Regions from separate parts of the Homo sapiens genome. Here regions 1 and 2 are each linked to region 3. Evidence: chromatin contacts called from ENCODE Hi-C or POLR2A ChIA-PET data. All regions are on one chromosome and are shown on one strand. Each heading gives the region's core, a stretch centred on a gene start or an enhancer-like site at or near the end of the contact. The rest is flanking DNA. Distances are from core to core; before and after follow the strand shown. Region 1 overlaps LOC101928004 (a long non-coding RNA gene). Region 2 has its middle 59 kb from the start of LINC03055. Region 3 overlaps LOC101928004 (a long non-coding RNA gene).

The links. A loop is a pair of places that touch in the nucleus more often than their neighbours do. ChIA-PET counts read pairs that join two places held with the same protein, here RNA polymerase II (POLR2A). Pooled maps may share reads with other maps.
Region 1: a loop to region 3 is called in a map of endothelial cell of hepatic sinusoid, with 2.6 times the contacts of the local background. The contact joins two enhancer-like sites. A Hi-C loop is called at or near these places in 1 of 168 maps with a recorded cell type or tissue (endothelial cell of hepatic sinusoid) and 4 of 50 pooled maps. POLR2A ChIA-PET finds 5 or more read pairs at or near these places in 4 of 52 experiments (K562, MCF 10A, WTC11 and 1 more).
Region 2: POLR2A ChIA-PET joins it to region 3 with 10 read pairs in MCF 10A. The contact joins two enhancer-like sites. A Hi-C loop is called at or near these places in 3 of 37 single-sample maps with no recorded cell type and 2 of 50 pooled maps. POLR2A ChIA-PET finds 5 or more read pairs at or near these places in 8 of 52 experiments (A673, AG04450, GM12878 and 5 more).

The regions. Positions count from the first base shown.
Region 1 is chr6:6,722,920-6,727,074 of GRCh38, forward strand. The region is part of intron 2 of LOC101928004 (a long non-coding RNA gene); the gene reads right to left. It overlaps LOC101928047 (a long non-coding RNA gene), which reads left to right. Exons shown (of 6, transcript XR_001743949.2): 5 at 1,862-2,381. Among named protein-coding and RNA genes, the nearest start is that of LY86-AS1, 100 kb to the left of the region's middle. RefSeq lists enhancers at 1,864-2,557, 1,874-1,933. Within about 2 kb of position 2,068, at least 29 of the 41 ENCODE cell types and tissues checked have a DNase peak (open chromatin) inside an H3K27ac peak, as active enhancers do.
Region 2 is chr6:6,825,163-6,828,982 of GRCh38, forward strand. No RefSeq gene overlaps it. Among named protein-coding and RNA genes, the nearest start is that of LINC03055, 59 kb to the right of the region's middle. Within about 2 kb of position 1,682, at least 18 of the 41 ENCODE cell types and tissues checked have a DNase peak (open chromatin) inside an H3K27ac peak, as active enhancers do; they include HCT116, where a contact is called at or near this core.
Region 3 is chr6:6,778,955-6,782,687 of GRCh38, forward strand. The region is part of intron 2 of LOC101928004 (a long non-coding RNA gene); the gene reads right to left. Among named protein-coding and RNA genes, the nearest start is that of LINC03055, 100 kb to the right of the region's middle. Within about 2 kb of position 2,442, at least 8 of the 41 ENCODE cell types and tissues checked have a DNase peak (open chromatin) inside an H3K27ac peak, as active enhancers do; they include HCT116, where a contact is called at or near this core.

The DNA of each region.
Region 1 (4,155 bases), core at 818-3,317, 56 kb before region 3:
AGGCCCTCTGGTTACATCCTTTTGTTTTAAACATCACATATAAGCCCAGGGCCCTCTGTTTACTTTTGATTTTACCCAAATAGAACCAACTAGGGAGCAGATGTGTGCAGCTCAGCAGGAATCCAGCTTTGGGGAAATACTGAGGTCTCCAGACTTGGGACTGGCTTTGTGTGAAATGCTTGGTTAGGGGAAAGGGGCTCCCTGCTGAACAAGACTGGAAAAACATCTCCCAAAGGCACCTTGTGGCATCTGTAAGCTGTGGGTTGCAGGGGTGCTCATAAAACAAAACTCAAGATAGAAAATACACATATTTCAGACCCAGCTCTGTCCCCTTGAAGCCAGCACTAACAGCCAGCTTGACCCTTTTTCCTGACAATCCCTTACAATGTGGGAGCCAGGGTTCCCACAGGGCCTGAAGAGGACATGCCCGGGGCTCCTATAGCCTTAGAGAGCTGCTCACACGATCTGGGGCTGGATGAGCACCATCAGGCTTATGGAGAGAGACTAGGCCAAAAGTTCAGGCCAGTTCTGTTGAAAGAGAGAACACTTTAAAAAAAAAAATTGTGTTTCTTCAGAATTTGCTCAGGATTATCAGAAAAGAGAGAAGGAAAAAAAAAAACTTTCATCCTCTACAGTTGAGCAGGGAAGGGATGGGGAAAGACTCATTTCCTAATGACAGCCTTTTGTAACTGAAGATCTAAATAAGGTAAAAAATAAAAATGCTTCTCCATTTCTACAAGAAGTGGCCAGCCAGGAAAGGGACTTCTTGTCTAACCCTCCTGTGAAAATGAGGCTCATTCAGTCAGATTTCAACCCAGCCTTCTCCACTTTCTGCCTCCATCACCCTTCCGGGGGCAGAATTTAGCAGTGGTCTGCCACCCCGAGCAGCCGCTCCCACAGGAACTGCCTCATTAAGCTCTGTGACCAGTAACTCCCAACTTAGGAAAAGCTCAAGAAGGACCACTCTGCTTTGTTTGCACTTTTCCAAGAACCCTTACTACATAAAACGTTCTAAACTTGGGAACACTAACTTTTGCACTGTTTCCCACCGAGCCACAGAGCTCGCACCAGCATCACGCTCTCCCTTTGCCAGGATCTGAGCTCGCTGGAGGAAAATACAAGTTCCTCTTTCAGCTTCTTTCCTTCACTTCTGGAGACAAGCTTTCCAGCTACCAAAACAGAACGTTTCCCAGGTTTTCCTCCCACACCTATGAACTTTGTTCCTTGATTAAATCCTAGTTTCCCCTCTAAACAGAACTGGACTATGTCCAACCAATGTCTTCAGTTTCTGCAAACATTAACTCTGATGTTTTTTTTCAAGAGGTTTGTGTTCGGCTTTTGAGTAGGTTCCGGAGGCTGCCAGTGGAAAGTCTGAGGGGGGTATCAGCAGCATTTTACCCCATCCCCCGCATCCCCTCTGGCCAGCAGGACAGGAAAAGGAAGCCTGTTTGCGTGCACGAGCCTGCTGACCGGCCTTTGCCATGCGCTGTGCTTTCCTTTGTAGACACAGAGGGACTGCGAGGGAGGATGAGCAACTCCTTCCTAAGCTGGTAGGGTACATGGCTCCAAGAAACGCTCCTGGTCTGGAGTGGAATGTAGGACCGTTCTCCTCTCACAGCCAGCCACACAAAGCTACCTGTCTTCGGACATCTTTCCCCGACGCTTGAGCAGGCTGCAGGGAAAGGGGCCCGCTTACCCGGAGGAAGGAAACCCTCCGCAGACCCTCCAGGAAGGCAGGCCTGGGGCGCCCCTTCCCCGGGGAGCCTGGAAACCCACAAGGCAGGAGCCATTAGAGGGCAGCACGTGCCTGTCTCATAACACTGAGCAGACTCGTCTTTTTTTTTTCTTCTTCCAATTACAGGGTGTTTCAAAAAGCAAAAGTACCGTGGCTCCAGCGTCAGCAGAAAAACAAGTTAGAAAGACAGGCAGGGGAGGGGGCGATCCCTCCAACTCCAAAGCTGTGCCAGGGAGACACCGCTCTTGGGGAAGTTGGGCTGCAGCCCCCGCACGTGCTAGGAAGATAAGTGAAGGTCCCAACACATCCTGTCCCCTTAGAGCCCCTGGGGCCCAGCAGCCGGGCCCAGCAGCCCGACCCAGCGCCTAGAGCCCATTCGCAGACAGCGCGCTGAGGCGGCTTGGGCGCCATGCCCTTTGGGTTACTCAGCTCTTCAGCCTCCTGGAACGCTAGGACAAAGGAGTGCCTTGGTGCTGGCAGAAGCCGGGGGGCACAGCTGGGTTTTACAAGGAAGGACGAAATCTCATCTCAGCAATCGGGATAGATCAACCGTTGCCCGTCTGAGGTGACCCAATTCAGGGACCAGCCGCTTGGCTCTGAACACACACGTGTCACAACCCCAGCTCGTACCCAGGCCTTGCTAGAGGTAAGAACGTGGCATCCCTCCCTGGGACCAACTCGAGCGCCACTTGGGCGTCCCCTGCCAGGACCGCTCTGCATTGCAAAGGGCCCCTGGGGCGTTCAGGATTGGCCTCTGCCCCTCCTCCCACTGCACCATTCTCTTCTTCCCACCGCACATCTCTTCCTAATTCACCAAGGGGTTCCACCCCAAGGAAGAACTCCTTCGTGCTGGAAAAAGCCTGGGGCAGCACGGTGGGCCTCCCCCTCCATCTGGGTCACCAGAGGCAGGGAGGGAGGAGGCTTGTGTAATCTTACTATTCATTTCTCCGTGCAAGCTCCTCGGGACAGGCCTGAATTCATGATACCATCTCATTGGAAGACCTTTGCCCCCAAAGGGCCTGGGCAGATTGAAGCGTCTAGCAGAGGTGAGGGGTGACAGGTGACCAAACCCCAGCCCTGAGGTCTCACCACCTGCTCACAAGCCCAGAGCTGGGGTGGTGGGGTTCTCACTGCCTTCTCCCCATCCCCCTTCTCATTGCATTTCCTTTCCCCCACTCTGGCCTCGGAACCCAGGCGGCCAGTCCTTAGCCAGTCCCTTCTCGCTGTTGTCCAATCTGTCACTGTGCCTGACTATTCTTTAGGAAGTGGTTACTGTTTGTTGCACACCATTCACAAACACTTCATTTTCAGATCCTGCCCTCTGCACACTACGTGCTAGGACCTTGGCAGGCCCCGTGAGTGGCCAAGTTCCGTACTCTTGGTCATCAGCATCTGATCTGCCTCTGGAACTCCTCTTTCTCCTTCCTTGTTCAATTCAGCGGTTTCAGTTGACAAAGACCAGGGAGCCTCTAACCCCGGGGGCGTACTAACCATAGAAATATCACTCAGTCTAGCATAGAGTGCGCCTATAACTGAATGGGGAACTTCACTGATAGTGCTTCCAGTTTCCAATAGCATTAGGCTAGGTATTTGGACTACATTTCCCACTGACAACCATTTAAAAGCTGGATAAGATATAAAACAACTCAATCTTTCTGTTGAAATTGTCAAATAGTAAGAAGTAATACTGGCTGTTGATCCAGGGAATCATGAGGGACTGAGTCAGTCCTCTCTAATCCTATAGGCATCAGAAAAAATCATGGGTACAGTAATTCCAAAGTCAAACTGACAGGTAGTTTTCATGAAATTTTCCTAGTAAATTATCCCAAAGAACTAATAAGCTGGACAAAAATTATATTGCATGAATATTTATACAATATCTTTTCTGGTAGACTAATTCCACCTAGTTGACAGCTCTGTTAGATTCCTTTGGGGGCCCTCTTGTCTGCCTTGCAGCTGTGCCATTCCTATACAAAGTGCAGAAAGCACCTGCCCTTGTTTGCAGCCATAATGGAAAAAAACCATGCCATTCTACTCTATCCCTCCAATGTCCATAATGCAATTATCAGGTCTCTCGACCTGTCAGATTTTTACTTGCACTCACCAAAAAGGCTTCACTCTTCACCCCTAAGATGGTAGTAATGTAACTACCCCAGTGTTACGGTAAAGGTTTAAATAAGATAATGTACAGAAAACACTGAGCACCACATATCAATAGTAAGTGCCCAATTAATGTTATTCCTATTGTTTTAGCATTAGTATCAACCATAAATGGTTATGATTGCCGTCTTGTTTAAGAACATATCCAACGTTTGAATCTCTTTGGAAACATTGCACCAAATATTCAAACTTTTTCAAAGTGAGACATACTTCCTCATGAAGCAGCCCATCCATCATTGGACAACTTCGGCTACTGTGAA
Region 2 (3,820 bases), core at 432-2,931, 45 kb after region 3:
GGCAGGGCTGTCTGTGGGATTCTCCTGGGAGCAATGCTCTTCCCCATCTCACAACTCACCCACACGGCCCTGCCAGATGCCCTGGGTCTGCACCAAACGTTCTCCACCCTCACAGCTTACATCCTGGCTCACCTTGCAAATGACTCATGACAGCCGGGGACAGGGTGCCCCAGAGCACGCCCACAAGTCAGTGCCCATCCGCCCCTTCTCCAGGTGCCACTGCTGGGAGCTGTGGAGTTGTCAGCTGTTCCTAAGCCAGGGGCGCTCCTTGAGTTACAAAACCGAGAGGACATGGAAATTGAAATAGGAGAAGCAGCCAGTGGGGGCCAAAGGGCCCCTGGGCAGCTATGGAAAGACAACCCTGCCAGAGTGAGCACATTATTTATCAGCTCTCTTGGGGAGACATATATGGTTATAAACAGAACCTCTTCCTATCACAAGACATGCCTGCCAGCCTTTTCATGGATCACCAAAGCACCCCCAAGCTTCGCGCTTAGGGTGATTGCCAGGCATGGGAAACACCTAACAGTTGCATGTCAGCACCGAAGGAAGTGGGATTCAGACAAAAGGTGTTCCATTTCACAGCAGGGAGGAGGGAACGCCTTGGAAGAAAAAAGTCTTTCTTGGGGCTACCCAGCAAGCCCAGCCAGAGCTTCTCAGCAATCAGGTGTGCATTTCTGGAGCCCAAACCACTCATTCTCAACCCAGGAACGGGATTAGGGGACTAGGGATATTTTGAGACCCAAAGAAAATTGACCCCCTACAAAAGAGCCCAAAGTGTTCCCAGCATTCTGCAAACCAGCATCTGGACTGCGAGGACATGAGGGCTGCATTGAGTCGGGGGAGAAGGAAGGCTGGCCAGTTAGGAATGACATCATGTGGCCACCGCTAAAAAACAAACAAACAAACAAAAAAAAAACAAAAAAAAAACGCACTCTGCTGTTGAGAGCTGGGGCATAAATGCCACGGCAGTTGCTGGGCATTTATGCCCCAGCTCTTAACAGTGGAGTGGGAATGGATCTCTCCAGGTTGGATCGAGTGGCTGCTTTCCTGGAAACCAGGCTCCTGGTTGCTAGGGCCGATAAGACAGGGAAAATGCTACACTCGGTGTTCATGGGAAAACATTTTGATATTGAAGAAGAGCTGAGACGTGTTAACAGTTGAATAAAAACAGAGCAGCCCTGGCTCAGGGGCTGCAGCTACCCGCCCGGCGGGCACTCAGATTACCCACGTGGTGTGCTGCAGGCAGTGAGTCAGACCGTCCATGCTCCTGAGACTGAGGGATGACAATCCCAAAAGGACACACCACCAAATGTGGCTCCTCCAAGTAGGTCCAAGGACCTGGCCTCTACTCCAGATGGCTGTGGGCCCCTGCAGGCCTCTCACTGCAGCCAGCCACCCCGGCACACACAGTGACTGTGGACGCTGATAGGCAGTGTCATAAGGCTGTAGATGGGGAAAGGGACTGTACAGGCGAATGGGGGATGCTCTGTGGCAGGGCACAGGAAGCCCCTAATGGGGACAGATTCTCCACTGGCAGGTGTGGCCAGAGGGGCACTGGCCTTGGAGCCTCTGTTTGTAGCTCTGTGCTGGGGCTTGGGGCACAGGGCAGCCCTCAAAGGGAAATGGTTTTAGTGGTTCAGGAAATGAAACCCTTTGGCAGAGACCCAGAGCTGGCCTGACGCACGCTGCTTTCTGCCCTACAGCAAACAGCGTGGTAACAAGGTGCCTTTAGGTTTCCATTTTAATCCACTAAGCCAATGCCTTGCCTGAGATTTACAAAGTTTAGACCCCACATTGGAAGATCCAAATGTCCCTCATTATCTGCCTCCCACAAGACAGCTACGAATTTTCCCATACGTAACTAATAACTTCAGTTTTTCTCTGCTATTTCCTACTGGTCTCCACGATCTCTCGGGAAAAGCGTGAGAGCACTGAGCTCAGGATGGCTGGACCCAGCAAGGCCTGAGGGTGGGGCTTAGGGCCACAGTGCTGCCATTGACCAGTGGTGCTGGGAGCCGGGAGGCCCAGTTTTGTTTTATGCGCCCGGCTGGGCATCACTGCCCCAACCAGGGAAGCAGAAATCAGTGAGTCCCAGCTACTTCTCCGTGATGCTCCTCTCACCACAGATACTCCTGAGAGATTGGATCAATGAGTCCCAGCTACTTCCCTGTGATGCTCCTCCCACCGCAGATACTCCTGAGAGATTGGATTGTGTTCCGGAGGGGAGTGGGAATAATGGACAGAGGAGAGAGAAGAGAAAGGGAAAAGAGAGAAGGAGAGAGGTCTGAAGCCAGCAACCCAGCGGGGTAAGGCAGAAAGTGGGAGCACAGAAGGGAAGACAGAGGGGGCTCCCCACCCGGCAGGAGACGACCCGGCATGCTTAAAGTAGAATGCAAAACACAAGTTTTGCATTGTTTAAAAGGAATATTGTGAAAGAAAAAGGAGGCCGGGTGTGGTGGCTCATGCCTGTAATCCCAGTTCCTTGGGAAGCCGAGGCGGGTGGATCGCTTGAGCTTGGGAGTTTGAGACCAGCCTGGGCAATACGGTGAAACCCTGTCTCTACAAAAAACACAAAAATTAGCCAGGCATGGGGGCACGTGCCTGTAATCCCAGCTACTCCGGAGGCTGAGGTGGGAGGATCAACTGATCCTAGGAGGTCAAGGATACAGTGAGCTGAGATTGAGCCACTGTACTCCAGCCTGGGTGATAGAGCCAGACCCTGTCACGCCAGTAATCCCAGCACTTTGGGAGGCCAAGGTGGGCGGATCACGAGGCCAGGAGATGGAGACCATCCTGGCTAACACGGTGAAACCCCGTCTCCACTAAAAATACAAAAAATTAGCCAGGCGTGGTGGCTGGCACCTATAGTCCCAGCTACTTGGGCGGCTGAGGCAGGAGAATCGCTTGAACCTGGGAAGGGGAGGGTGCAGTGAGCCGAGATCACGCCACTGCACTCCAGCCTGGACAACAGAGCGAGACTCCAAAAAGACAGACAAAAAGATAGAAAGAAAGGAAGGAAGGAAGGGAGGGAGGGAGGAAGGGAGGGAGGGACTGCTTGAGAGTAGAGGCTGGGAGAAGGGTCAGGATCAAAAAACTACCTATCTAGTACTATGTTCATTATGTGGGTGACAAAATAATCTGTACACTAAACCTCTGTGACATGCAATTTACCCAGTAACCAACCTGCATATGTACTCCCTGAACCTAACACACAAATTGGACAGAAAGAAGAAAAAAAAGACCAGGCACCATGTCTCACGCCTGTAATCCCAGCACTTTGGGAGGCCAAGGCGGGCAGATCACTTGAGGTCAGGAGTTCGAGACCAACCTGGACAATGTGGTGAAACCTCATTTCAACTTAAAAAAATACAAAAATTAGATGGGCGCTGTAGCACACACCTGTAGTCCCAGCTACTCAGGTGGTTGAGGCACGAGAACCACCTGAACCCAGGAGGCAGAAGTTTCAGTGAGCCAAGATAGCGCCATTTAACTCCAGCCTGGGTGACAAAGTGATGCTCTGTCTCAAAAAAAAAAAAAAAAAGAAAATGGAAAAGACTGAAAAGTTGAAGTGGGGGGAAATTAATCAGTTAGAAACAAGGCTATACCCCAAGAAGGAGCTGAAATTTGAAGTTTAGAAAATAAGGCAAACTACATATATGTGTAATATATATAAAGAAAAAACAAGAAGCAAACATCTAATTAGAGCAACAATCTTCATTCCAGAAAGGTAGCAGAAATAAGCACTTAGCAAATTTAAAGTATTCTGACTAGCAGAATGACAATGACAAAAAAAAAAAACAATATTTATAAAATTGAG
Region 3 (3,733 bases), core at 1,192-3,691:
AACCCCTTGACCTGCTTCACAAGATTCCTCAGGATTTGCCTGGCTGCTGGAAGTTCTGCTTGGCTGGTGTGGGTGGACATTCAGGCATGTTAGTGGGTTCTATTTCTTATACATTGGACTTGCCAGTTTAGTGTTTGTTACTTCATCCCTGGAACTGAATGTGAATTCTGTAATCCTAAAAGACATATGGGATGCCGAGGCCAGCGGATTACTTGAGGTCAGGAGCTCGAGACCAGACTGGCCAACATGTCGAATCCCCATCTCTACTAAAAATGCAAAAATTTAAAAAAGAAATAGATATTCTTCTAAAAAGCCGCAATGCAATGATCGCAACTCAGAAATTCCCTACAGTAATTCCCTACTGTCACCTAATATCTAGTGCATATTCCAATTTCCTCAACTGTTCCTTAAATGTCTCTCTTAGATGTTTTTTTTTTTCCTGTTCTTCATCACCTTATTGGTGGCTGTTGTTTTGACCGAGGATCTGAGGTAAATATTCCTCATTTGACTCTCATGTCTCTTTAGACTCCTTTAATCTTTTCCTCTAGAACGGTCCCCCCAACCACTCCCCCGACACACACTTTTAAATCATGATGTTGATTTTCTTCCTGAGTCCAGGACAGTCTTCTTGTAAAATTTCCCCTATTCTTGATGTGTCGGTTTGCTTCCTCATCCTACTGTGTAGCTTGTCCTTAGCCTGCCCCCGTATTTCCAGTAACTTGAAGGATAGGTCTAGAGGCTTGATGAGATTCAGAATGAATGTTTGGGCAAGAGCATGCCCTGAGTGAGACTGTGTGCTTTATGCTGCAGCCCATCAGGAGGCCCACAAAGTTGGGTAGTGTCATGATGAGTGCTGCCAAGTTTGACCATTTCAGCCAAGTGGTGACCATCGGATCTCTCCATCATGAAGGTGCTTTTATCCCATGCAATTAGCAAACAACTCTGGAGAGATTGGCACATGTGGGTCCCCTGTGCCTCAACAATCCGCCCAATGGCTTGGCCCCATTGATGATCCTTTAGGGTAGCAATCATTACATGAACAGCCCATCAGTTGTAAAATGCCTAATGGATGACTGGGAAGAAGAGAAAGGAGGGTTGAGGGAAGACACAGAGAACAAGGAGTAGAAAGCTGGAAACAGGGAAAACAATTCTGAAAGCTTTGCTGAGGGCTTCCCCTATTTATATTCAACTTTTCCAGAGTCATGAACCCTTTAAGGAAATGCTGGCCTGAAGCAATGACTAAAGAGGGTCTTCTGCACAAGCCTGCTTCATTAGCAAAAAAAGAAATGCATTTCAGTGTGTCCGGGTATCTAAATTTTGTTCTGAACTTCATCTCTGACCTTAGCCAAGAAAGAGCTAACAAATCAGGAGGATGTGTACAGTCGCACCCCAGATCGGGTATTTGGACAGCGGACTTACATGCGACAAGAAAGATGCTGTGCCCGCTCAGCGTACCTGGACCTCTTTGTACAGGGCTCGTTTATCCAGCACACTCAACAATAGGCATTCATCCAGAACTCTCAGTTCCAAATCGTTGCTTCTTTCAAAGCAGTACTTGCTCCGCTCTTCAGAAACAAGTTTCTTTGAAAGATACAAGTGGACACTTTGCTGACCAGTTCAACCTATGCATTGTCTCAGGTAAACTGTTTTCTTTCAGATTTTAGGACATTATGTGTGTCTCCGTGAAGAATTTGGTGAATGCCTGCATCAAAAAGTATTTCCCATGGACTCATATATTTATTTTTTTATTATACTTTAAGTTCTGGGATACATGTGCAGAATGTGAAGATTTGTTATCGACTCATATATTTAAATCACTTCAGTTTATCTCAAAATACATGTCTTTTAAAAGACATCCCAATATTGAAAACTTTGTTCTCTGTTGCCCAGGCTGGAGTGCAGTGGCTCAGTCTCGGCTCACTGCAACCTCGGCCTCCCGGGTTCAAGCTATTCTCCTGCCTCAGCCTCCCAAGTAGCTGGGACTACAGGTGTGCACCACCATGCCCGGCTAATTTGTGTATTTTTAGTAGAGACAAGGTCTCACCATATTGGCTAGGCTGGTCTTGAACTCCTGACCTCGGATGATCTGCCTGCCTTGGCCTCCCAAAGTGTTGGGATTATAGGCGTGAGCTACCGTGCTCGGCCTGATTCTGTGGCATTCTGATTAGACTTATGACAGTCAAGAGCCCTAGCCTCCAAAACAGAAATTAAAGTTTACTCCAACACACACAAGGGGCAAGCACAAACTCTCTGGCAAAGAGTTGACAATTAAGCAGGAGCAGTAAGTCTAGAAATTCTATAATACACAGCACAGCATGAGGCTGGCAGCAGGAACCTGGCAGGAGGCTGGGGGAGGGCAGGGCAGAACACTTCTCTGACTTGAAGAAGCAGAGGAGGTGTCTCCCGGAGGGACTCCCCCAGGAATGGAAAATTATTCCCCAAGGTGGGAACTGACTCCTGGGAAGTCCGCCAGTGCTGAGTCACCAGGTCTTTATGAAAGCCTGAAGGAAGGCTACTCTCCACAAGCTACAGTTTCACGACTCCCTAGAAAGGACTAGAGTTATTTCAGGGGGAGTGTTTTTCAAACCTTGTATTTTTAAAATATGTATTTCAAAACAATGAAATCTTAAATTCACTTTAGTTTTATTTTAATGGATGCATTATTTCTAAGAAGAGGGAGAAAAGAGAATCCTATGATCAAGCAAACAGTTGCAAAGGGTGCTCCAGCTCCTGACAGGCTGGGAATTTGGAATCACTGCCCCAGAGAAGCAAATGCTAGATAAATGCTGAATTGGCAAATTCTTCAGATGCTTTTTTATTTTTATTTTTTTAAATAAAGAACTATAGTGTCTCTTTTCAACAATTTTACCCTATGCCTGCCTCCCAGCCTCCTGGACTCCCCCACCCCATCTTTTGTGCCTTGTCTTGTGCTACTTCATCACCAACAAATTTCTCCTCAGCCTTCCAATTCCCTCCTGCAGAAGTGGACACAAATTTGCAGGAGACTAACTTTGCAGGGACAGAAAAGCCCAACTAAGCAAAACATTCTAAGCTTTCAAAAGGAGCTGGCCAGAAGCTCTTCATGTAGGAAATTTATTGCCAATTACACAATCTCACTATTGGTATCAGCAGTGGAGCACTTGAAGGGCAGGAAACCAATTCTGACTTTAAAAATAAAATCCAGAGGGGAAAAAATCAGCCTGATGCTTCTGATGCACATTAAAATTGTGTGATTTTTTTTCCTAATAGACATAATAATATTATTTCTAATAACGAAGGGGAATGGCATTATTCTCTCTTTTAGAGTGTTCAGATTTGGAATACCATTCTTTGTGTTAGGGATCGAAAATTCTGTTTGAAAGTTCTATTCCTGTCCTTTCAACCATATTCTCTTTTGCTCTTCTCTTTTGTCATTAAACAAACAAAACACCAAACCTGTGTCATCTCTTGCATCTTGAGGTCCGGAGTTCAAGACCAGCCTGGCCAACATGGTGAAACCCTGTCTCTACAAAAGTACAAAAATTAGCCAGGTTGGGAGTTCAAGATCAGCCTGACCAACATGGAGAAACCCTGTCTCTACTAAAAGTACAAAATTAGCCAGGCATGGTGGCACATGCCTGTAATCCCGGCTACTAGGGAGGGTGAGGCAGGAGAATCACTTGAACCTGGGAGGCAGAGGTTGCAGTGAGCTGAGATCACGACATTGCACTCCAGCCTGGGCAACAAGAGCGAA